2 separate regions of the Homo sapiens genome follow, and region 2 is linked to region 1. Evidence: read pairs that join two places in POLR2A ChIA-PET (ENCODE). Cell type or tissue: GM12878. All regions are shown on one strand. Each heading gives the region's core, and the rest is flanking DNA. Links, peaks and the distances in the headings are about the cores only. Region 1 overlaps LOC105371470 (a long non-coding RNA gene). Region 2 holds the start of DEDD (death effector domain containing).

Evidence for each region. Peaks named below come from ENCODE experiments on the same cell type or tissue, not always from the same donor. Only the 100,000 strongest peaks of a DNase experiment are listed, where the experiment ranks them.
Region 2: POLR2A ChIA-PET joins it to region 1 with 13 read pairs; 4 of 35 experiments call an interaction of 5 or more read pairs at or near these places.

Annotation. Positions count from the first base shown.
Region 1 is chr1:160,763,133-160,775,924 of GRCh38, reverse strand. LOC105371470 (a long non-coding RNA gene) reads left to right here. Exons shown (of 3, transcript NR_188636.1): 3 at 1-3,215. Among named protein-coding and RNA genes, the nearest start is that of LY9, 27 kb to the left of the region's middle. RefSeq lists enhancers at 7,453-7,902, 7,933-7,982. In GM12878, for the core only: a CTCF peak has its summit at 7,415; DNase peaks (open chromatin) are centred at 7,464 and 8,115; H3K4me3 peaks cover 610 bases; H3K27ac peaks cover 2,295 bases.
Region 2 is chr1:161,122,350-161,135,141 of GRCh38, reverse strand. DEDD (death effector domain containing) reads left to right here and starts at 2,475. Exons shown (of 6, transcript NM_032998.3): 1 at 2,475-2,591; 2 at 4,295-4,327; 3 at 10,616-11,004; 4 at 11,196-11,303; 5 at 11,921-12,067; 6 at 12,619-12,792. The coding sequence starts at 10,680. It also overlaps a transcript of NIT1 not described here. RefSeq lists enhancers at 2,011-2,320, 2,782-3,605, 10,812-11,312 and silencers at 2,341-2,690, 2,741-2,960. In GM12878, for the core only: no CTCF peak of the experiment used is centred there; no DNase peak of the experiment used is centred there; H3K4me3 peaks cover 1,792 bases.

The sequences.
Region 1 (12,792 bases), core at 4,820-9,819:
CTCTTCTTCCTGGCAAGCCTTGGTCTAGTTTCTTAGCATCCCTGCCTCTCTTCCTCTTGGATCCAGGAGCAATTGAAGAAAGGGAGGAGCCAGATTAGTTGGCAGCAGGAAGTGTCTCTGGGGTGGCAGGAGACAAGGGCTCTGGAGCCACCATCCCAGGGCCCGCTTCGGTCCACCTTTTCTCTGTTGGCCTCGGTCCTCTGTGCCTGACCTGCTGCAGACTCAGCGAGGCATTCAGCTCATTCCTGGGACTCCCTGAGGAAAAGTGCTGCCTCACCCACACTCAACCCTGCACAGCCCACTGAGGAGAGCTTCGAAACCCCTTGCCTGTGTTCTCAGAGAGGACTTACCACCTCCCCTTGCCTAGAGGTGCTCTGAGAGACACTTGAGGCTGTGCTCTTCTGGCAGGCAAGGGGAGGCCTCTCATGGTGTCCCTGGTCCCATTTGGCTTAGTCATAGGTCATGGCTGGAAACTGTGTTAGTTCAAACATATCCTGTCTCTCCTCTTCTCAGTTGCCTTCTGAAACAGCTGTCTTTCCTGACTCCAGATCTTCAATCATTCATTCTCCACCCACTTGCTGCTGATTTGCCCCTCCAGCTACATCCTGATGGATAAATTCATTGGCCACTTTTAAATTCTGTTATCCTTGGCTTCTCCCAGCACTTGACACATTAACCTGCTCTCCTTTGTCACCTGGGCTGCTCTCTCCTGGGACATCTTCCCTTGGATCAGGATCCTTCTCAAGACTGGTGCCTCAGGCCTTTCTCCACTCCCCTTGTTTTCTTTCTGTTGCCAAAGGCAGAAATGCCAGTGTCATTTAGGGCCCCTCCTCTTCCCCACCACATCCTGCCATTGCTCACCCTTTCCCTTTATTCCTTGCCTGGACCACTCCACAAACTCCTAACCACTCCTTCCTTCCTTAATCTTTTCCTTCCCAATCATCTTCCAGATTGCACTGCCAGAGGTCTAATTCTAAATTAAGAAATGCTTGTGTTACTTTTTAGCTTAAAACTTTAGGACATGAGAGGGAATGTGGAAGTGTTGATTAAACGGTAATAGTTTCAGACAGACAGGAGGAATAGGTTTTGAGATCTATTGCACAGAAGGCGACCATGGTCAATAATAATGTATTATACAGTTCAAAATAGCTGAGGGAGTACATTTCAAATGTCTCACCGTAAAAAATGGTAGGTGAGTGAAGATATGTTAATTAATTTGATTTAATCATGCCACATTGTATACATGATCAAAAATCACATTGTTCACCGTAAATGCATGCTGCTGTGATTTGTCAATCAAAAATAGTAAATATTTTAAAAACTAAAAAAAAGCCCTATGATGTCTGCCCACTATCTAAGGTATTTAAACAATTATTCATTCATTTAAGCCACAGGTATTTACTGAGTATCTTTTATGAACCCTGTGCTGTTCTAACCATTGTAGATACAATGAAGAAGAGGTCCAGATAAATTTCTACCCCTCATGTAAATCACTGTTACAATCATCACAACCTGCACCTGACTAGCTTTTTGGCCATTTCATCTTCCAGTCAGCCCTGGGAAATGACTTTGGGAGAGTTCTGTATTTTGTTGTACAAAGACAACATTGAATGTGTTCTATTATGGGCTTTTTGTGTCTGTGCTCTCCACTGAACTGTGAGAAAAACACATTCTTACTGTTCTCTGCATCTCTAATACACAACGAGTAATAGGTGTCAAAAAATGTGGGTCTGACAAGTATTTAAAAAGCATCTGCGCTGGGTGTTGTGGGACACATGCAGACATGATAATTGGCTGTAGACGTTCACAGTCTCCCTCTCTCTACGGGGCCTGATGGACATTTCAGTTCCGCCCCCACATTCGGCTACCTGAAGGGGCCTCCAGCCCAGCCATGCCTCTGACTTGTCTTCCTTCAAAATCATTTTCCCTGTTTCTCTGTCTTCCTGTCTTCCTTTTCTCCCAATTACTAACTTGTGGTCATTGTTCATTCAGCCTCCTTTGTACCCCACTCCCTGAGGAAAGAATTTCTTCCTTTTTTGATTCTGGGAGTTTTGGGGATTGAATAGATTTCACCTGGACATGGGGAGAAACCAAGAAGAGAAGTACGAGATGGCGGCCATCCTGTGAGACACAGAGTTAAAGAAGTTCGCATGTGGAGTGCTGCCTGAGGCCAGCATTTCCTGGTGTGAGAGAAGGACATTGACACTGATTAAGGCATAAACCCTATTTCATTTACAAACTGAGTTCAAAATTATCAGGAAACTGCTATGTGTCTTCTGTTTAAAATAATCTGTTTATGTTTTATTGAAGTGTGTTTTTAAGTGTTCAGAAAGAAAAAGGAGCTTATTTATTTAAGAAAAATTGAATGGAACATAAAAACATTGTTATTGTCACACATATATATTATTAAGTTTTTGTTAATGTTTAAATAACTAGATTCAGCCCAGCTTCAGCTTGAATGTCATCTCCTTGGAGCAGCCTTTGGCCACTATACTTAAGTAGATCTTTCCTCTCATTCATAATCAATGTATGTTTAAAAAAATAATCTGGAGTCTGTTAGGCTGAGACGGCCCTAGCAATCTGGGATTCTACACAAGCAAACAGAAAACCAACTCAGAATGACTTAACCAGTCGGAAACCACCAGGTAATCTCTAAATGGGGAATTCCATTTAAGCCATCAAATATTTTCTTTTCTTCTTTTTATTTTGCATAGAGACAGGATCTAACTCTGTTGCTCAGGCTGGTCTCAAACTCCTGGCCTCAAGTGATCTTCTCACCTTGGCCTCCCAAAGTGCGGAGATTACAGGCATAGACCACCATGCCTGGCACACTTATTTGTTGGTTTACTTATTTATTGTTTATTTCCCTCACAAGATATTCAGCTCTATGAGGATAAGAACTATTTCTATATATATTTTTTCAAAACTAAAAACCCAAAGGGTAATAGTGTTTGGCTTATGATAGATACTTCAACATTTACTGAATGAATGAAAGAATGAATTGGAGTTGAGAATATTTTTTCTTAAGATTTGAAGACTATTAGGAGGTTTTACAAGGATCTGGGGCCTACACCATTGTCTGTTTTCTCTTTCTGCTTTTGATGGAGAGAAGCAGCAAATTAAATCTTTATCCTAAAAGTTTCCTAGAATGCTCAACAGTTAGCAAAAGAAAAAGTTAAAATAAAAGAAACATTTATGTTTTGTTTTGACAGAAAGCTGCTCTGCAGTGCTAGATACGTTAATCTAGAATTTGAACCATATACAAATAACTGAACCAAAAGCAAAATTTAGGTGGGAAACTTTGAGCTTCTCTTTCTTTTTCTTACTCTCAGTTGATCAGCTCATTTCCTAGTTCATTCACAGAGAGGATTGGCAAATATCACCCATTACACACAAAGCTTCCAATCAAGTAGTTAATGACTTATTTGGAAATATAAGAGGGCAGACAGGATCACAAGATATTTGGGGAAGGCCTCTAACATGAAAGACAATCTCCAAACCAAATGAATCAGGGGGAAAAAAGAAACTTGGAAGAAAAGAGATAATACAGGGAGCAGGAGAAAATTAAATAAAATCCCTCAAACAATATTCTTAGAGACATATAAAAAGATTTTCACTTAAAAACAGAAACAGGGTGCCAGCCTAAGAAAAACTGAAAAGTCCAAGAGTAAGAAAGAGCCCTAGTAACAATAAATACATAAATAAAAAGCAGAAAACTTCTAAAATTCAATGGAAGTGTTGGAAAATCAAATGAAGAAACTCTCTCAGAAAGTAGAACTAAAGACAAACAGATGAAAATAAAAGAGAAAAGATAAGGCCATTAAAGAATCAGCCCAGGAACTCCAACCCCTGGATAACACAGTTCCAGAAAGGGACATGTCTTAGTCTATTTTGTGCTGCCATGGCAGAATCCCACAGATCGGATAATTTATAAACAGTAGAATTTTATTTGTCTCATGATTCTGGAGACTGGGAAGTCCAAGATCAAGGGGCTGCATCTGGTGAGGACCTTTTTGCTGCATCATAACATGGTGGAAGGCATAACATGATCAGAAAGTGAGTGTGTGTGTGTGTGTGTGTGTGTGTGTTTGTGTGTGTGAGAGAGAGAGAGGGGAGGGGGCTGGACCCATCCTTCGATTAGGAACTCACTCCCCCAATAACTAACCCACTCCCAAGATAATGGCATTAACCAATTCATGAGGGCTCTTAAAATTCCCACCTCTCAACTCTGTTGTACTGGGGATTAATAGAGGCAGCAGGACCAGAGCACCCAGTGAAAGACATTATCAACTATAGGAAAAACAAAGAATGGTTAGGAAGGAAATTGAATACTCTACATGGCTCGAATGTGAATACTTATTGTCATAAATGTTAAATACAGTTTAGCAAAAAGCTATGTTACAACATACTCTGGCGGGATGGGCAGAAAGGCCTTTGTGTTGCTGAGTGGCTAAAGAGTGTGGAGGACAGTGGATGAGAGAGCCAAATACCTATCTCCATAGCAGGAAGTCAATAACTAATGTCTAAAATCAAGAAAGGACAGAACAAATATATCATTTCTAAATATCAAGGAAGTATCATGAGAAAAAACAAATAATTGACAGTGGTTGCCAGCACAACAGTTGCCAGAACAGCAGTTCTGGGTGTAGTGTGGCAGAAGACTGCTGCTTTTTTTTTTTTCAAAATTTATTATGTCTTATGCTATTAGTTGAATTTTATAACTATATATATGTAGTATTTTGAAAAAAATTAAAATATTAGAAAGCACATGCACCAAGAGATGAAGAACAATAACCAAAAAGAGAACTCAAAGGTCTAGGAACTTGACTGGGTGGAAATGGGAGGATTTTAATGGGCCACGGGGTTCTACAGGAAGAGTGAATGGTTTAAACAAAGAGGCAGAGACTAATCAGTCAAATTTTAGTTGAAACAAAATTAGAGTTGAATATCTTTTCTCCAAATCTAGGTCCAATTATACATTCAACAAAATTCAACATTACTGACTAGTTAATATTTATGCTTATTTACAGATATAACAAAATTTCATAGCTAGGGAAGCAGTTCTGGGGCTGTCAGTGATCTTGCTTGTTATTCCAGACAACTGTCATTCAGGGACTCCAGGTAGCATGATCCTGAGAGCAAATGCACCATTGTTAAAGGCATAGACGTATAAATACAAACCTCTGCCACAGAGCACTATTCACTCTTTGCGTCTGAAGAGAACCAGAACCCCTTAACTCTTGGGCGGCAGCCTGCCGTCTGAATGTGAAGGAGAAGGAAGAATTAGTACAATGCCTGTTTTTGAGCTCTTCAAGTCACCAGCATTTTGTAGGAGTGGAATGCTTCATCTCCTGGCCCCTAACTTCGGGGTAGCAAAATGAGAAGCTAATGCCTGCTGGAAAGGGTCCCAAGATAGAGAAGCTAATGCCTGCTGGAAAAGGTCCCAAGATACTGAAAGCTCTGAGATTGCACTAGAAGAGAAGAGCTCAAATCCTGCCACTTACCCACAAAAAGCCAGGGAAGTGAGTGTCTACTGGAAATTGTTTTAGGTGTGAAGTATGAACTGTATGTATCTGAAGGCTTCCTGCCTTGGTGCTGCCAGATGCCCTTGCTGTGTGACAGGAGGAGGTGAGAACAGGTTGAAAGAGGAGGAAACGACTAATGACCCTTAGGAGCAGATCGATTACCACCCTATGAAAGAGTAAGTTGACAGTTCAGACTATGCAAAAACAAATTGTTGGAAAAGCCCCCTTCATTTTTCTTAGCCGAAAAGTAAACAGATTGCTACAATCTGGCATCTCTGTAGTTTTACCCACTCTCTCCACACCCCAAAGTACAGCCATTAAAGCCCCACGGTCACTACACATGTCTCTGTGTTATGACCTTGCTTTTCTTTCTCCTCGAGGGGACTCATTGACCTTTCTCCATCTGGCTCAATCTGTGTCAAGTTGCTTCTTGACCCATTTGTTTTTCCATCGGTTGTGAGCTCTTTGAAGTTAGGGGTCATGCTTTATCCATCCCTGCTTCTTGGCCATAGCACATAGTTGGTGCTCACTAAATACTTGCTGAAACACTTGTCAACTAAAGAAAAGCCAAGTTTTTAAAGAATTAAAGTGAGTTTTATTTAGTCTTACTGAGGTTGGCAACCCAGGAGAGTCTTTCGGAGAGTTTCTGTTAGACTGCTCCAAAGCAGTGTTTCAGCCTACAGCTTATACATAAGGTGACAGTCATTCTGCCTGTGCTCAAAAGTTATGTAAGAGCAAAATTTCACCAAAGTTTGGGTGCAAGGGTACATCTAGTTATAGATTACAGAGGCATAATGATTAATCCTGTCAACCATTATCTTATGTACAGCAAAAAGACAAAGGCCAGGATCATTGAATTTATCTTTTCTAAAAATGCAGTGATTTAGGTAAGAGATGTGGTAACCTGGGCTCCATCCTTCTTATCATCTTCAGGGCATCCTTCCGAAGGGCTGTCCTCAGTCACTGAGTCAGGGGCTTTGTGAAATTCTGCTGGCAGCTGAATGAGCAAACATGGCCTCTTATGTTTGCTACTTTGTCTTACAGAGTAAGTGAATGTAAAACAAAAACAAAAACAGAATGAATGAATGAAAGTCTCTGTGAGAGAAGCAACCTATCCATTGCTGTTTGCCTTTCCCACAGTTCTGGGTTTGGCTAGGGAGAGTTCACATCCCTGCTGATGTTTATTTTAAATTTCGAAGCAATAAGGAAATTGAAAAATGGACACAAAATTCAGGGGTATCTATTTCCTTTCTATTCATACAGCCTTATATTTTGCCTTCTAAGCTATTCTTTTCCTTGTATTCTTTTTAGACTCTCATTCAGATTATGTTACCTCAATATTCTTCCCTTAGAAGACTTTAAGAAGCAGATTCCATTCAACAGTTTTACTCTACAGAAATACTGTGTGTAAGGCCGGGTGCGGTGGCTCATGCCTGTAATCCCAGCACTTTGGGAGGCTGAGGCAGGTGGATCCCCTGAGGTCAGAAGTTTGAGACCAGCTGGCCAACATGGTGAAATCCCATTTCTACTAAAAATACAAAATTTAGCTGGGTGTAGTGGTGCACACCTGTAATCCCAGCTCCTCAGCTACTCAGGAGGCTAAGGGAGGAGAATTGCTTGAACCTAGGAGATGAAGGTTGCAGTGAGCCAAGATTGCACCACTGCACTCCTGCCTGGGCAACAGAGTGAGACTCCATCTCAAAAAAAAAAAAAAAAGAAGAAGAAGAAGAAGAGGAAATACTGTGTGTTTTCCTCAGTGTTCATGAAGCTTAATGTGCAGGTATTTTCATAAGGTTCTATATTTTATTGAAAAACAGACAACAAAACAAGAAACAGACTAGTAAAATTGCTGAATATGTGCATGGTTTGCCAGCTGGGCCAAGAGGAGGCAGCAGTGAGCTAACCCAGGGCTTGCTGTGTGGCTTGGAGGATCCTGTCACCATCAGCCTGCATTGTGACCTTGCTTTCATTTTCTCTCTCTGAGATGAGGGAGTTAGACTACATGATCCTTAGAGTCTCTTCCAGCTCCAAAATTCTCTGTGTAAGTTTTAAATAGATGTTTGGGACTGATTTAGGTCTGGGAAGAGAAAAGTGAAGGAAACAGACAAAAATTCCCTCCGTTTATGAAGCTTACATTCCCATGGGGCCTTCCAGACCCTACGGTTGTCATAGTGGCGAGGAGGCTGCCTGGATTGGAGGGTATGAGGCTGGGTAGGAAGTCAGACCAGGGCTTGACCAGTAGGCATCAGACAGATCCAGGGACCAGGCAAAGCAGGAAATGAATGAAATTCACTGGGTCCAAGTGAGATGGGAGCAGGGAACAGGCTCTCCACAGAGCCAAGCAATCAGAGGGATTGTGCTAGGTCCCTAACTGACCAGGAGGAGACAGGCAGAGTTGTACCCACAGGACAGTTGGGCCTGCAGAACCTCCAGAACCAGAAAGTCCGTTTAGCAGCCTGACTCAGCAAGGCTTGCTTCTGCTCCTGGGGAGATGCACAGGTCCCAGCATGCAAGTGACTGGGAGGGAACATGGAGAACACAGCAAAGAGGAGGAGCTAGAAAGAGCACCGGAGGAGTGAGGGGAGGAACAGCTCAGAGCCTTATAGCTGACAAGCCTTCTGTAAGGGTGGCGTGAATGAGTGAATGACACAGAGGGGAGTGTTTGCTACTTTGCTTGATCTGTGAGCACTGGTCAGCTGCCTCTTATTATATGCCTCAACTTTATAATGATATGATTAACTGCTATTCTCAGGTCTTCAGTTACTCTTTATACTTAAAGTTCTAGAGGCTCAGTTCTGAATGGAATCTATATAATTAGCCAGTAGTCTCTTTATGATGAGGTAACTTCTGTCGAAGGACTGTGATGTTATACTCTGCTGAACACTTTACGTGTATGATTATCTTTACCTTTAATCTCACTACAATCCTATGAGGTAGAAAGTATCTTTCACATTTTATAGAAGAGAAAACTGAGGTTCCAAGAAACTAAGCATTTTGCTCATGGTCATAGGACTAAGAGAAGATACATGACGTCCAGAGTTGCTTTTCTCTTTCTCTCTCTCTTTCTCTATCTCTTTCTCTCTCTCTCTCTCTCTCTCTCTCTCTCTCTCCCCCCTCCCCTCTCTGTATCTCTTCCTCTCTCCTCTCCAAGTTTTCAGTGTGGTGAAAGTAATGCAGATTAGTGACTAACCACTGTGGGTAGCATGGGTTTTTTCTTCTTTTTCCCCTTTTTAATTACACATCCTTTCCTTTCGTTTTCCTGGTGCTCTAAGCCAGCTCACCCCTGGTTTTTTATTCTGCCTTGTTTGGGATGGAGGTGGTATGCATGGAAGAGCAAAAGCAAAAACTTTAGGTAGCCTCAGCCCTAAAGTAGAGCCAGGATCCACACCAATGTCTCCTCTTAACTGCCTCAACCACTTGCCTTGCTGTCTGCCCATCTTTGAAGTGGAGATCTTAGTGGTTAGCCTCTGGGCCTCACCTTCATCTCTCCCTGTCCTCATCTTGTTTGCTTTCTTCCCAGACTAACTCAGCTCCAGGATTGTCCCTTCTGGAAGCTATCCCATGCGGCTGTCCCTGCCTTATACAGGATCTACCTTGGCAGAGGGAAAACAACTCTTGGTCCTTGTCATGGTAAATTTTATGTGTCAACTTGACTGGGCTAAGGGATGCTCAGATACCAGATAAAATATTGTTGCTGGGTGTTTTCAGAGGTCATCAGCATTGGAATCAGTAGATGAAGTAAAGAAGATTGCCCTCACCAATGAGGGCAGGCATCACACATCTATCGAGGACCTGAATAGAACAAAAACGCAGAGAGGAGGGATAAGGAAGGACTTGTTAAAGATTACAAAATTATAGCTAGATAGGAGGAATAAGAGGAATAAGTTATAGTGTTCTATACCACTCTAGGATGACTACAGTTAACAATAATGTACAGTTTTAGATAACTAGAAGGAGGACATTGAATGTTCCCAACACAAAGAAATGATAAATGTTTGAGATGACAAGTATGTTAATTACCCTTATGTTATCACTACAAATTATATGGCTCTAAACATCACTATGTACTCCAAGAATATGTACAATTATCATTTGTCAATTAAAAATATATACATACCATGGAATACTATGCAGCTATAAAAAAGAATGGGATCATGTTTTCTGCGGGAACATGGATGGTGCTGGAGGCCATTATCCTTAGCAAACTAACACAGGAACAGAAAACCAAATACTGCATGTTCTCACTTATAAGTGGAAGCTAAGTGATAACTCATGGACACAAAGAAGGGAACAACAGACACTGGGGCCTACTTGAGGGTGGAGGGTGGGAAGAGGGAGAGGAGCAGAAAAAATAATGATTGAATAGTAGGCTTAGTATCCGGGAGATGAAATAATCTACCTGACAAATCCCCATGACACGAGTTTACCTACATAACACATCTGCGTATATACCCCTGAACCTAAAATAAAAATTAAAAAATAAAATAAAAACAGAAAGGTGAAGGATGGAAGGAAATTAGTTTCTTTGCTTGAGTTGAGACATCCATCTTCTCCTCCCCTCAGACATTGACAATCCTGGTTCTTGGACTTTTGGACTCAGACTGAGGCTTATACCACTGGCCTCCTAATTCTAAGGTCTTCAGGCTTAAACGGAATTATACGACTGGCTATCCTGGTTCTCTGGCTTGTAGACAGCAGATCATGGGACCTCCTTGACTTCCATAACTGTATGAGGCAATGCCTATAATAAATCTTTATACATGCATATATCTCCATCCTATTGGTTCTGTTTCTCTGGAGAACCCTGGCTAATATAGAGTTTGGTACTGAGAGTGGTTCTACAGGAAACAATTTTAAGAATGGTTATTCTGAATTGGCTCTGGAGTCTCTGGAATTGGCTCTCCAATCTGATTAGATTTAAAGATACTAATGACTATTTCTAGTAGTAAGGAAAGCAGTGATAGTCTGTGACATACACTATTTATATAGAGATAGGAAAAATATCTGCACTGAATACTTCTAATCAACTTATATCTAATCACTTATATGAAGCAAGGAGCTCATTTACTCTGTATATGATACTTTTAAACATTTTTAGAAAATAAGAGAACACAATGACATTGGTTGGTTTCTCCTAATATCAATGGACAAAGTGGTGAAAGAAAGGGATGAGCTTGGGGATTTAAATTCCCCACTGGAGGCTGGGCCCAGTGGCTCACCCCTGTAATCCCAGCACTTTGGGAGGCCGAGGTGGATGGATCACCTGAGGTTAGGAGTTCGAGACCAGCCTGGCCAACATGGTGAAAGCCCGTCTCTACTAAAAATACAAAAATTAGCTGGGTGTGGTGGCGGGCACCTGTAGTCCCAGCTACTTGGGAGGCTGAGACAAGAGAATTGCTTGAACCTGGGAGGCAGAGGTTGCAGTGAGCTGAGATGGCACCACTGCACTCCAGCCTGGGTGACAGAGCGAGACTCCATCTCAAAAAAAAAAAAAAAAAAAAAATATATATATATATATATATCCCAACTGGAGCATGGCATAAATGACCTAAAAGCTTGTAGTGTGCCCTGAAGAAGAGACTTATCTCCTATAGCTGAGAGGCTGAAAACCAAATGCAGAACCTCATCCTGTGATTGGCTGAATTACAATACAAGTTGAACTCCCAAACTTGCAGGGTGTCTACTGTTAAAGCGATGGCATTCATTGGGAAAGAATGATATCCTGTAAGCTGAGAAAGAGACATTGGGAATACCATGATAGAGCTGGGGATATTCAGCCCCTATATGCTTATGAACCTTCTTTGCCAGTGGAAAAGTCCTCCTTCATCCCCAGTGAAAGTAGCCTCCCCACCCACAGTGGTCTTGGTCTTTCCACCTCCTTCTGAGGTGCCACATTGCCAAAGAAAAGAGTAATGCCTTCCCCTAAGGCAATTACCATGCAAAACACTACTGATTCCGGACCCACTCTCCCCACCCCTCTTTGCTTTGAGACCTATAACTAAACTCAAGTCCCAGGAGGCCCCTAAAGATGAGGTACAAAGTGGGACCCATGAGGAGGTGCACTATATTCCAAAAGAACTACATGAGTTTTCTAACTTATATAAACAAAAATCTGGGAAACCTGTGGGAATGGATAATAAGGGTGTGGGGTAATGGTAGAAGGAACATAAAGTTGGGTCTCACTTTATTTATTAGTTAATATGCTGACTGAGCAGAGATTCTACATTTAGTGTTGCAGCTCATGATGTTTGAAAGGGCCCAAGAGGTTGTCTGGTAGATTGAAATCACGGACCAAAATTTACCCACCGTAAGAAATGGAAATGCCTGACCTCCCTTGTTTAGTGTAGAGAAAAGGATCAGAGACTTTGAGAGATTCGAATGTTAGAATGAATATATTATTTAAGACTTACTCACCCACACTGGGAGTATCCAGAAGACGTAACTTTTACACATTATGAGAAATAAATTTATGAGGGGAGCCCCAGCATCCTTGGAGAGCTCCACGATCACTCTTCACTTTGATTACATCTTACAGTGGGAACCACAGCCACTCAACTGGAAAACCTAAACACAATGGGAATAATTGGACCTTAGGTGGCAGGAGCCAAGTGTGGTATTGAACCGCCAAAGGCAAAATGGGAGTAGTTACCATAATAGACAGCAGAGTCAAAGCAGCAATCAGAATAGTCTGACTTGTGCAGACCTGTGGCACTAATGAGGTAATGATGGTGTTCCCAGAAGAAAAACAGATAGGAAGCCTACTAAATTCTTACTTGATTTGTATAAGAAAAAAAAATTTAGATCAAGTGAACAAAAGTTTAACTCAATTCATAAAAACAGTCACAGTCCCTGAATCAATTCCTAGACTTGAGCCAGTTTACAGATCCAAAACCTCTTGAATAAGGGGGAGACCGAGTTCTCTGGAGGAAGGACCCTGGTATACAACAGAGTATTCATATTGTTAATCTTTCTCCCAGCCTTCTCCAAAAGGACCTATAGCCTTTAACTATGGTAACAGTGCATGGGGGAAAAGGAAATAGTCAGATCTTTTGAGAACTATTGGACACTGGCCCTGAACTGACACTGATTTCAGAAGACCAAAACATCACTGTGGCCCTTCGATCAGAGTAGGGGCTTATGGAGGTCAAGTGTGTTTTAGCTCAGATCCATTTCCCAGTGGGTCCAGTGGGTCCCTGAGCCTATTCTGTTGTTATTTTCCTAGTTCCTGAATGCATAAGTGGAATAGACACACTGAGCAGCTGGCAGA
Region 2 (12,792 bases), core at 3,762-8,761, 360 kb before region 1:
GAGTCTCACTGGAGTGCAATTGTGCAATTTCGGCTCACTGTACCTCCGCCTCCTGGGTTCAAGCGATTCTCCCACCTCAGCCTCCCAAGTAGCTGGGATTACAGGTGCCCGACACCATGTCTGGCTAATTTGTGTATTTTTAGTAGAGATGGGAGTTCCACCATGTTGTCCAGGCTGGTCTCGAACTCCTGACCTCAGGTGATCGGCCCACCTCGGTCCCCAAAGTGCTGGGATTACAGGTGTGAGCTACCACACCTGGCCTTTTTATTTATTTGTTTTATTTACAAAAAAACCAAAGTCTTGTTCTGTTGCCGAGAGTGCAGTGGTGCAATCTTGACTCACTGCAACCTCCGCCTCCTGGGTTCAAGTGATTATCATGTTTCAGCCTCTGGAGTACCTGCGATCACAGGTGCGCACCACCATGCCCAGCTAATTTTTGTATTTTTTGTAAAGATGGGGTCTTGCCATGTTGACCACACTGGTCTCCAGCTCCTGGTCTTAAGTGATTCACCTGCCTAGGCTTCCCAAAGTGCTGGGATTACAGGTGTGAGCCACTGTGCCTGGCCCTTGTTGCAATATCTGATAGATACATTTTATTTACTTTATTTTATTTTTTTGGAGACAGAGTCTCACTCTGTCACCCAGGCTGGAGTGCAGTGGCACGACCTCAGCTCACTGCAACCTCTGCCTCCTGGGTTCAAGCGATTCTTGTGCCTCAGCCTCCCCAGTAGCTGGGACTACAGGCGCGCACTGCCATGCCTGGCTGATTTTTGTATTTTTAGTAGAGACGGGGTTTCACCATGTTGACCAGGCTGGTCTCCAGCTCCTGACATCAGGTGATCTGCCCGCCATGGCCTCCCAAAGTGCTGGGATTACAGGAGTGAGCCACAGCACCCGGCCTATTTATTTCATTTTTTTTGAGACAGGGTCTTGCTCTGGTGCCCAGGCTGAAATGCAGTGGCGCGATCTCGGCTCACTGCAACCTCTGCCTCCTGGGTTCAAGCAATTCTCATGCTTCAGCCTCCCAAGTAGCTGGGATTACCGGCATGTGCAACCACACCCATCTAATTTTTTTTGTATTTTTAGAAGAGACAGGGTTTCACCATGTTGGTCAGGCTGGTCTCGAACTCCTGGCCTCAAGTGATCCACCCGCCTCGGCCTCCCAAAGCTAGGATTACAGGTGTGAGTCACCATGCCCGGCCCTGATGTATATATTTTAGTTAGCATTTTACTATATCTCTGTTACACTAAACGCTTTCACCAGTTTCCTTGATAGTTCTCTATGGTTTTCTTCTTTCCTTTCGGTTTGCCCCTTCTCAGTGTTCTTTTCGGCTTCCCTCATCCTATCCCGCAAATGCAGGTATCCTCTCCAGCCCACTTCATGGCTTCAACAGCTATCTATATGCACACGCACACACACCTCAAACCTTTCTTTTGAGTTCCCAACCCACATTAGCTAATATCCCAGGGGCACCTAAAACTCATTATCTCCCCCCTAAACGAGAAAGAAACTGGTATCATTATTCCCCAGTTGTCCAAGTCACAACATTCGTACCTCTTAAACCAATCTGTATCTCCCCATCCGCACTCTCCCTTCCACAGGCAGACCATCATCATCCTTGCCTGGAAAAGAGCCTCACAACTGCTCTCCTTGATTCTCCTCAATTCATTCATCCTTCACACTGCACGCAGCGATCTAAAATGCAAATGAAATTGTTCACACCTCTGCTGAGATTCTTCAAAGACTTTTCATTGCCTTAAGGATAAAAATCAATTAATTTACAAGGCTTCGCATAATCTGGTCTTCCCCTATCTATTACCACTTTCTTAAGCCACACCAGAACGTACCCGCACCATCCTCCCCACCCCCAATTCCCAACAGCCCTACACGGATCAGCTAGGCGACACTTCCTACAGGAAACCGGCGTTCAAAAGGTAAATGCTGAACAAATGAATTCCGAGACGGGATCTGGGCACCACTTTCGGCTCCGGATCCGGGTTTACGGAACGTCCGGGTTATCAGGAAGCTCAGAGGAAAGGTGAAATCCAGATCTTGACCCTTCACTCAAGTTCGCCAGACAAACCGATCCCCGTGGTATTCCGCCCTTATGAGTCATGGCTGCCAATCCCAGCCTTCCAGTGGGTCTTGAAGTCGCCACCAGCCAGCTGTGGCGCCACCAATGTTTCCCATTCAAGAATGCTATCCTCTTCGATCCCTTATTACCGCCCTAAGCAGCCGTCAAGACAAACCGGCGTTGCCAGCTTGCCCCAAAGCAAGATGGCTGCCAATCTCTATCTCTCCTCCCGAAGTGAAGCTATCCACTCCCCGATTAATGCCGCTGCCAGGCTGCCCTCACTTACTATGGCTACTCCGGCTCATGTCTCACTATGGCCTCGAAGCCGCCACTAACCGGCCGGGTTCCGGGAGGCGCCGTTCAGGATGCAGCCACCCCCGCCCGCCTGTCCCCTCCCCCACGGCCGCGGCGGCGGCGGCGGCGGCGGCTGCTGGAGCCCGGATGCGGCGCCGTGAGGCAGGCCCGGGAGAGCGGCGCGGATGGATCCAACATGGCGGCGCCGAGCCTGAGCCGAGAGTGAGGCGGAGGGGCGGCCGGAGTGGGGAGAGGGAGTCGAGCGGGACGGGGCGGGGCCGGGCGGGGCCGCAAAGGGCTTGGGGAAGGAAAGTGGAGGGGGAGGCGGTGGCGACGTCCAGCCTGAGAACCTCAAGAGAGGGAGGTGACGGGACGCTGAGAGGTGGGGGAGGGGAGCTGCCGAGGGGGGCGTGCAGGGGAGATGGCAACTGCGGGAGAGGGCAGGGGTCGAGACGGAGGAGTGAGGGCATGGGGAGGGGCGTAAACAAGGGCTGAGACTGGGCCCAGCCAGGGGTATTAGAGAGGCCGAGGTGGGGAGTGGGGCTGCGATCCGCTCGTATTGAAGGGGGTAGGAGCAGGAGGGAGAGGCTGAGGGTGTGAAGGGGAAGGGGGCTGTGGCATGTGGTTGGAGGGAGGACTGGACTCTGATGAGGGGTGTTGCGAGGAGGTGGGTAAAGGTCAGAATTGGAGTTAAGACGTTTCTGGGGGGCTTCGAAAGTGTTAAATTGGAGGTGGGAGGGGGAAGGGCCTAGGGGAGAATTTGGGTGGAAAAGGAGAGAACGGAGGCTTGGGGAATGGAGAGAGTGTCGGTGGGAGGAGGTAATGGAGAAAGTGAGAGACTGGGAGGAAGAAAGTTTGGGAGGAAGGGGAGTGGAATGGGAGATAGGACAGTGGAGCTGCACGGGTGATAGAGGTTCGGGGGTTTCCCTTTCCCCGGTGGAGAGGAGGAGAGAACAGAGTTAAGCAGCATCAGTTGCAGCCAATTCTAATTGCCAGGCCCTTAGCTTTTAAGAGGGTGGGAAGGGCAGAAGGGAATGGTCATGTGGGTTTGCAGAATTGGGGTTGGATGAGAATTCAACTGGGTTTGTTTTCCAAAAGACTCCCTAGCTTACTGTTCCCTTGTTTTTCCTGCTTGGGAAAATGGGGAAGCCGGTGTCGCCCAAGTGTGGAGGAGCAAAGGACTTTTCTAGTTTTTAGCATTAGCAATACAAGAGTGGGGGAGCAGACATGGCTATATTGGAACCCTATATGCTAAGGTGGAGGCTCTGGAAGTCTGAGGAGGGAAAGAGAAAAGATAGAGTGGCATCTAGACAGGTTAATTAAATGAGTGCTGTAGTTTCCAGACCCTTTTGCTGTTTTAAGTCTGGAAGGGAGGGGGTAACATGGATACTGTATGTAGAAAAACTTTTCCCTGGTGAAACATAGACGTATGAGTGGATGCTGCGCCATTAGATATTTTGTTCTCATTGTGTGCTAGTTAAGGGAAAGGGCCAAATGTAGAATTTGGAGGATAGTGCTGGTCTGCTGTAACCACTTTCCTCCCAGTTTTTTCTAAAGGTGAAAGTTAACGTTAATATTGTAACAAAATAGGAATAAGGAATTGTGGAGGAAGATGAGAAGCTGCCAGAGGGTAATTGGTTTTCCCAGAAGTTCTTAAATTTGGGAGCTGTCTTGCCGCAAGCCATTGAGACTGGAAATTCTTGGAGTTGGTATTGTTTTTGTAAATTGACTAATAGAGAGTTAGGGAAGCCTGGAGACTTGTTGGGGGTGAGTTCTCTAAATGGTTTTAGGCTTGTCTGTGTACTTTTGCAACGAGATTGTCTAATTCTATGGGCCTCTGAGGTTTCAAAGTAAAACTTGAAAATTAATTATTTTCCCCTCCTTATTTGTTTTTGTTTTGCTGCTGGCTGTGAAACTTGTGCTAGGAAGAGACCTGGGAAATTAAGTTTCTTGCGGAGGTAAGTCTGGAACTTTTTTATTGTTTTCAAACAATGGAAGGGAATGGAAATAGCATGGGAGTTATTTTGAGGTTGGGTCCATTAATGAGGAGGAGAATGCCAGGGAAAATGAGTTATCATTCATCCATCTGAGTGCATGAGATCTGTTGTAATCACTGTCTTTAGTTAATTGGAGATAGGAGGTGAAAGAGAAGGAGATTTAGATGTCTTGGGACAATCCCCCAGCTTTGGTTTGTTATTGTCTAGTCTTCTTGGTCAGCTCTGAAACATTTTTTTTTTTTAACATATGGAAGGCTGTATTCTAGTACATTGTCTACTAAATGTTGCCCTTGGAGGGTTGCTGGGACACCTTCCTTCCGTGGGAAACTTTTCCTCTAACTTTCTCTTTCAGCTGTTGGGGGGTTCCTGGCATCCTTCTTTTGAAAACATACTATGTAATTCTGACTTCCAGATATTTGATTACATTTCCTATCCCACCAGCAAGAATGTACTCTTAACCATCTTTAAGATTTTCTATGTAGTTTTAATTTAAGTTTCAAGATACCACTTTTTTTTGTAGTTCTTCTGCATGACTTTTCCTCTGAGGACTTCTGAGAGAGTCAGATATCTCTTAATTCTATGAAATTACAAATATCATCCCTGTTCAGAAAAGATGACTGTCATTTTCATTTCAAGACAGCACTCTTTTTTATTTCTTTCATGTCGCTTTCCCCTAAGGGCTTCTGAGAGAGCCAAGTACCTCAAAAACTACAGATATTCCTGGTTGGGATGAGACCAGACTTTGCTTGGAAGTAGAAACATAGTAGAGAAGGACCAATCAGGAGGAAATCCTGAAGATACCTATAGACTGTTGGCCCTTGGCTGACTTGGACTTCTCTAAAGAAAAAAGCAAAACTCCAGGAAATACAACAATTCCTCAGAATCAATTATTCTTGGGAAACTGTAGGGGAGAATTCATGTGTTACTATCTCAAATACAGCCAGACCAGTCAGTGGGATCAGGACTTTCTGTGTGCTGGAGTTTCGTCTCTTGGTATTTGGCAGTGTTTCAGATACCAAGACTTGAGTTAGTTCTAATTTTCTGTTCAGAGGGTTACATTCTCCTCACCATTCTGATACCTGTCATCTAGAATCTCTGTATGTTTTAAGTTGAGCTCCCTTGCTTCACTGTCACAGAAATACGAGTATATTTTGGTTTTAGAGGAAATTGGTCATGTTTTCTTTTCTAATTTTACTAATCAGCTGAACTTTCATCACTTTTTTTTTTTTTTTTTTTGAGGCAAGGTCTCACTCTGTACCCCAGGCTGGAGTGCAGTGGTGCGATCAGAGTAGCTGGGACCACAGGTATGTCCCACTATGCCCAGCTAATTTTTGTTTATTGTTTGTAGAGATGGAGTTGTGTCATGTTGCTCAGGCTGGTCTCGAACTCCTGGGCTCAAGCAGTCCTCCTGCCTTGGTCTCCCAAAGTGTTGAGATTACAAGTGTGAGCCACCATGCGAGGCCTCATCACATTCTTTTAATGTTAAAGTTAGATAGATTCTTGGAACCCTTATCTGGGTTGCATTAAGTGGAGAGGGCTGCCTCTTAACCTGCATGACAGTATCCTCATATTTCTCCCAAGCACATGGCCTTGAGGAACTTACATATTTCTATGTTTGCTTCATTGAATAAGCAATATAAGTCTGATTAGTGACCTCACAAGGAGAATTTGCTGCTCATCCAGTTCCAAGACTTTAAAGATGACCCTGAGGCTTACGAGCAGGATCCTTTGTGTCTGTCTTGCAGAGGATTACATTTCTAATATCCCCATAGAACTCCAGATTGAACTAGGTCAAAGTAGACCTCCTGGGATGGGGCAGAAGTGGATGTAGAACTACCACCTGTTCCTCAGCTGAATGGCAACAGCAGGTGACAGAGGACCCAAGGTTGGAGTGGCATGAAACACCTTAGTGCAGTTGGACTTGGGAGTTAAATGAACATGTATGTCCGACAGGCTTTTCTTTTCTTCTGGAATGTTGTTTGATGGGTTTGGATGGAGGGACCAGATGGCTTTTTCTAGATCTAGTGTGGAAAGTGACATGCATTCTTTTGACCCTTTACCATGCTCCACCTAGAATAGGGTTTCTCATCCTTGGCATTATTGACATTTTGTGCTGCATGATTCTTTGTTGTGGCAGACTGTTCTGTGCATTACAGGATGTTTCTTTTTTCTTTTGAGACAGGGTTTCACTCTGTCACCTGGGCTGGACTGCAGTGGCGCTATCACATCCCACTGCAGCTTCGACCTCCCAGGCTCAAGCGATTCTTCTACCTTAGCCTCCCAAGTAGCTGGGATCACAGGTGCATGCCACCACGCCAGGCTAATTTTTATATTTTGCATAGAGATGGGGTTTCACCATGTTGTCCAAGCTGATCTCAAACTCCTGGGCTCAAGTGTTCCTCCCACCTTGGCCTCTCAAAGTGCAGGGATTACAGACGGGAGCCACTGCACCTGTCCTATAGGATGTTTCTAAATATCCCTGGCTTCTACTCATTACATGCTGATGGCAGTCCCCTTCCCCACCAGGCATAATAATCAGAAATGTCTCCAGACATTGCCACATATTCCCCAGGGGTCAAATTTGCCCCTGGTTCAGAACCACTGACCTAAAAGCTATTATAATTCCTAGTACATTGATGATCTAGCCTGGGATCTAGGACTTAAAGGTGGCTAGTGTGTTTGTTTCCTCTCAAATGTAGGGAGTTAACTTCAAAGGATTGAAGCTTATAGAATTACATCCATTGATACATAATTAGGACCACAGTGCTTTCCTGTATTTTGCCTTATTTTCCATTGCGAGGGTATGTGGGGACAGTGTTTCTTCATTTCCTGGGGTTTAAGCACACTTTAAATTAGGGAACTGTGGAGCAACCAGCTCTTCTGGTTGGTTTAATGTGAAACCTACCCAATCTGCTTTATCTGAGAGCCTCACAATCAACAGCTGGCCCAAGGGAACAGGTGGGATAGGGAACAAAGAGAAGTTGCAGGGGCTCTGAGGAGGCTCAGTTTTCTCATGTTGCCTGCTATGAGCAATAACTTATTTTCCTTTAGCACCTTCATTTGTACCCAGTAACAGCAACAGGTGAATCGAGAGGAAGAGGCAAGGAATACCAGTCTATAGTTGAATAGCTATTTCCCATGCTTTGGGTGGGGCATCTGGGCTCTCAAAACTATATATGGATTACATTTCCTGTCTACATATCAGAACCCATGGTATAGGGTTAAGTGATCCCAGAGTGTACCTCCCCTTTTCTTAAGGGAATGAGTTTCTCTGTGCTTTCATTTTAGTTTTTCATCTGAGGAAGAAAGGACCAGTTCCTACTTACTCTTCAGCTTTCTCTATCAGCTTTGTTTTTCCAAAGAAGCTTATTATTTTATTGTTTCCTAGTCTAGCCTCAGTTCCTTTTTGTATAAAATGGACAGAGCAACCTGTTTAATTGTTGAGTAGGGTAGAGTGGTGTGGTATGGTGTGGGTAGTTCTGGACATTGCAGAGGAGGCTATGGCTAGTTAGAATATATGCATGGTAACTGAATTACCTGTATCTGTTTTTAATGGGGTCCTCTCTTGGACTTTTGTGAATTTGTTTCTTAATTGGAATTGCTTGAGGTGATCTCTTGGAGATTAAGTTCAGTTCAACAGTGGGTTGCTCCCACTATATTTGAGGCTCTGTCCATTACTAGGCACTAGGGATATAAAGATGAATATATCTCTCCATGAGTTGAGTAGGATCTAATGGGATAATAAATACACAAATAATTTTAGTACATGGTGATAAATGGTGTAAAGGAGATATGCATAGTGTTCCATAAGCGCACAGAAGAGGACTACTTATCTCTGCATGGGGGTGTAGAAAATGCATTTTGAAGATGGCATCTGAGCTGACTCTTAAAGAATGAGTAGGAGTTAGCCATCTGAAAAAGAGTGATGATGGGGGTGTGGAATAGAGAAGGGAGAGGGGCATTCAGGCAAAGAGAAGAGCCTGAAGAAGGTATAGAGAAATTGCATGATGTATGTGAACTATAAACAAACTGATAATGTTAGAGAATAAAAAGCGGATGTGATGGGAAATGAGGTTGGGAAGGTAGGCCTGATCTTAGAAGGCTTGATGTGTGTGTAAAGAATTTGGAGTGTTCGGCCAGGCGTGGTGGCTCACACCTGTAATCTCAGCACTTTCGGAGGCCGAGGCAGGCGGATCACAAGGTCAGGAGTTCGAGACCAGTCTGGCCAATATGGTGAAACCCCGTCTCTACTAAAAATACAAAAAGTAGCTGGGCGTGGTGGTGGGTGCCTGTAGTCCCAGCTACTCGGGAAGCTGAGGCAGGAGAATCGCTTGAACCTGGGAGGCGGAGGTTGCAGTGAGCCAAGATCGCGCCACTGCACTGCAGCCTGGGCGACAGAGTGACTCTGTCTCAAAAAAAAAAAAAAAAAAAAGAGTTTGGAGTGTTCTTATAGATAACGATGGGGCAATCAATGGGTCTGAAGCAGGAAAGTGACTTGGTCAGTTGTGGACTTCAGACAGCTAACTGAACTAGATGTGGCAGTGGATGGATTTAGGTAGGTTAAGATTGGTGTTGCAGAGAACTTTTAAAGTTACAGTAGTCCAGGTGAGAGATTATTGTAATCTGAACCATGGCAGTGGAGGTGGAAAGGTAGGATAGATTTAAGAAATATCTAGAAGTAGCATTAACAGGAATTTAGGATTGATTGTGTGATTGGAGAGTGTGACCAGAGAGTGCACAGTATAGGATGGTACTGTCTGGTGGAGCAGTAAGTATGAGTGACTTGAGTCAAAGTTGTTGAATTTGGGAATTGATTAATGGCTGCGTCATTGGTATTACCTGTAGCCCATAACGATGGAGGAACTTTGTGAATCAAGAGCCAAACTATATAACGAATGTGGAGCTGTGATTGGTCATTGATAGGGGATTGGTAAATGACATCCATGAGGAAAGCTTAGAAGGTGGTATTGCCAAGGCCAGGTACGGTGGCTCACGCCTGTAATCCCAGCACTTTGGGAGGCCGAGGTGGGTGGATCACCTGAGGTCAGGAGTTCAAGACCAGCCTGACCATCATGGTAAAAACCCATCTCTACTAAAAATACAAAAATTAGCAAGACGTGGTGGTGCGTGCCTGTAATCCCAGCTACTTGGGAGGCTGAGGCACGAGAATTGCTTGAACCTGGGAGGCGGAGGTTGCAGTGAGCCGAGATTGCACCACTGCACTCCAGCCTGGGTGACAAAGTGAGACTCCATCTCAAAAAAAAAAAGTTGATATTGCCAAATAGGGTGAAGATCAAGGGAGTACAAATGGCATAGAATTACAAGAATGCTTATTGTAGAAACTTAATGTTTATTTTAAATCCATGAGTTTTGGTAAATATTGATAAACTTTCTGAGCAGTTATCATTTCTTGATGTGGTTGGATTGTAGGAAAAATGTGGAGGGATGATTCTGGGCTGCAAAGGCCAAGGATGCTTGTATCTTTGAAATGTTTCACAACCATTTATATAAGGGTTACCCGTGATTTTCTCATTGGATTCTTAACAACTCTGAGGTGTATATTCATTCATCCCTGTTTATAGATGACAGCACTGAGAATCTGGAGTTAAGTGACTTGCTTACGGTCACACAGCTACACAGCCTTTCAGTGATACAGTCAGAATTTAAACTAGTTCTTTTTTTTCCGAGATGGGGGACTCACTCTGTCACCCAGGCTACAGTGCAGGATTATGGCTCACTGCAGCCTTGAACTCCTGGGCTCAAGTGATCCTCCTGCCTCAGCCTCCTGAGTAGCAGGGACTACAGGCACATGCCACCATGCCTTGCTAATTTTTTTCTTTTTTGTAGAGATGGGGTCTTGCTATGTTGACCAGGCTGATCTTGAACTCCTGGCCTCAAGCCTTCCTCCCACCTCAGCCTCCTGTGCAGCTGGGACTACAGGCGTGTACCACCAAGCCCAGCTAATTTTTTCTTTTTTTGTAGAAACGGGTCTCCCTATGTTGCCCAGGCTGGTCTTAAACGCCTGGGCTCAAGTGATCCTCCTGCCTTGGCCTCCCAAAATGCTGGGATTACAGGTGTGAGCCCCTGTGCCTGGCCAGTGTTTATTTTTAAACAAACACTTCAAAAATTTAATAAACATGTATAAAGCACTATACTGTGCCAGGCATTGTTAGCAACTGGGAATATGGGAATGCATGAGACTAGTTCCTGCCCTTGAGTGTCTCATCGGTTCTTTCCCTGCCCTTTCAGTACGGTGGGGATTGCAGCTGCTGAGCAGGGATTCTGGAAAGCATTGCGTACCTGAGCCCCCAGCATGGCGGGCCTAAAGCGGCGGGCAAGCCAGGTGTGGCCAGAAGAGCATGGTGAGCAGGAACATGGGCTGTACAGCCTGCACCGCATGTTTGACATCGTGGGCACTCATCTGACACACAGAGATGTGCGCGTGCTTTCTTTCCTCTTTGTTGATGTCATTGATGACCACGAGCGTGGACTCATCCGAAATGGACGTGACTTCTTATTGGCACTGGAGCGCCAGGGCCGCTGTGATGAAAGTAACTTTCGCCAGGTGCTGCAGCTGCTGCGCATCATCACTCGCCACGACCTGCTGCCCTACGTCACCCTCAAGAGGAGACGGGCTGGTGAGGAAGTATTAGGGGCTGGAATCAGGGAAGAGTTGTGGGAGGCCAGGAAGGAGCAGCATAGGCGTCCAAAGGGGAGGACACATTGATCCTGGGGAGTACTTAGAGTAAGTTGTGAGGCCCACTGGGGGTTTGGACTGACAGAAGGGAAGGGTGTATATTTTCCTGAATGATTACTTCTCCTCCTACAGTGTGCCCTGATCTTGTAGACAAGTATCTGGAGGAGACATCAATTCGCTATGTGACCCCCAGAGCCCTCAGTGATCCAGAACCAAGGCCTCCCCAGCCCTCTAAAACAGGTGAGAAGACATTAACTCCCCCTGCTTTCCATCATCAAGTAAAAGGACACTGATCCCATCACATTCTGGGCTTTGCCAGCTTAAATGAAAGGATGCTGTGCGCCCACATCTTGCCCCATAAAAAAAAAAAATCAGGCGAGGTGACATTTCTCCTAGGTCCTGTATTTGCTCTCACATGTCTTGTCTTTTTTTTTTTTTTTTTTGAGACAGAGTCTCCCTCTGTCGCCCAGGCTGGAGTGCAGTGGCGCAATCTCGGTTCACTGCAAGCCCCACTTCCCAGGTGCACGCCATTCTCCTGCCTCAGCCTCCTGAGTAGCTGGGACTACAGGCGCCCGCCAGCACGCCCAGCTAATTTTTTGTATTTTTAGAGACGGGGTTTCACCGTGTTAGCCAGGATGGTCTCGATCTCCTGACCTCATGATCCACCCGCCTTGGCCTCCCAAAGTGCTGGGATTACAGGCGTGAGCCACTGCACCTGGTCTCACATGTCTTTTCAAGTCACATTTTTCCACTGCTTTTAGTGCTAAGTCTAAATGATTCCTTCCTCATTCCAACAGAAGTGTTTGAATTTCTGCCTTTACCCTACTGTGTTTTCTTCCCTTTTACTTTCTGGTCAGTGCCTCCCCACTATCCTGTGGTGTGTTGCCCCACTTCGGGTCCTCAGATGTGTAGCAAGCGGCCAGCCCGAGGGAGAGCCACACTTGGGAGCCAGCGAAAACGCCGGAAGTCAGTGACACCAGATCCCAAGGAGAAGCAGACATGTGGTGAGGAAGTTCAAGGGTTCCAGAGATGGAGCAGACTTGAAGGAGAATATAAAGAACTGCTGGGACACTGGGCAGTTTATGCTATTCAGTGTGAGATTCACTTTGATTGCCATTGCAAAGTGAGGCTGAATGGTTTGGTGTCTGGTGGAAGAACTGCTCTTTATGATTGTGGCAGGGTACATTTCAACTCTTGTTAGTTAATACTACATCACAGGGATGTTGTTATGACATCCTTATTGTAGGATGAGCCAAGTCGAGTATTAAAATGAACTTCTATGCCTGGTAATTAGGAAAATATCTCCTATAAACAAGTTGCTACCTGTGAGTAATGGGAACAGTGCTGACCTCGGCATGTCCCGTTTAAGGGAACCTCCTGCATTCAGGCAAGGATTTCAGAGATACATAGAAATAGTCCTGGGGAAGAGGTAGAGAAGCTGTCAGGTGATATTCCCTACTTTTTTATTCTGTTGTGCTTTTCAGTTTTCAAGCTTGGCTTGTAAACTCATCCCTTACTGTAACCTCTTCTGCTCTGTATCTTCTGTTTCCAACAGACATCAGACTGCGGGTTCGGGCTGAATACTGCCAGCATGAGACTGCTCTGCAGGGCAATGTCTTCTCTAACAAGCAGGACCCACTTGAGCGCCAGTTTGAGCGCTTTAACCAGGCCAACACCATCCTCAAGTCCCGGGACCTGGGCTCCATCATCTGTGACATCAAGTTCTCTG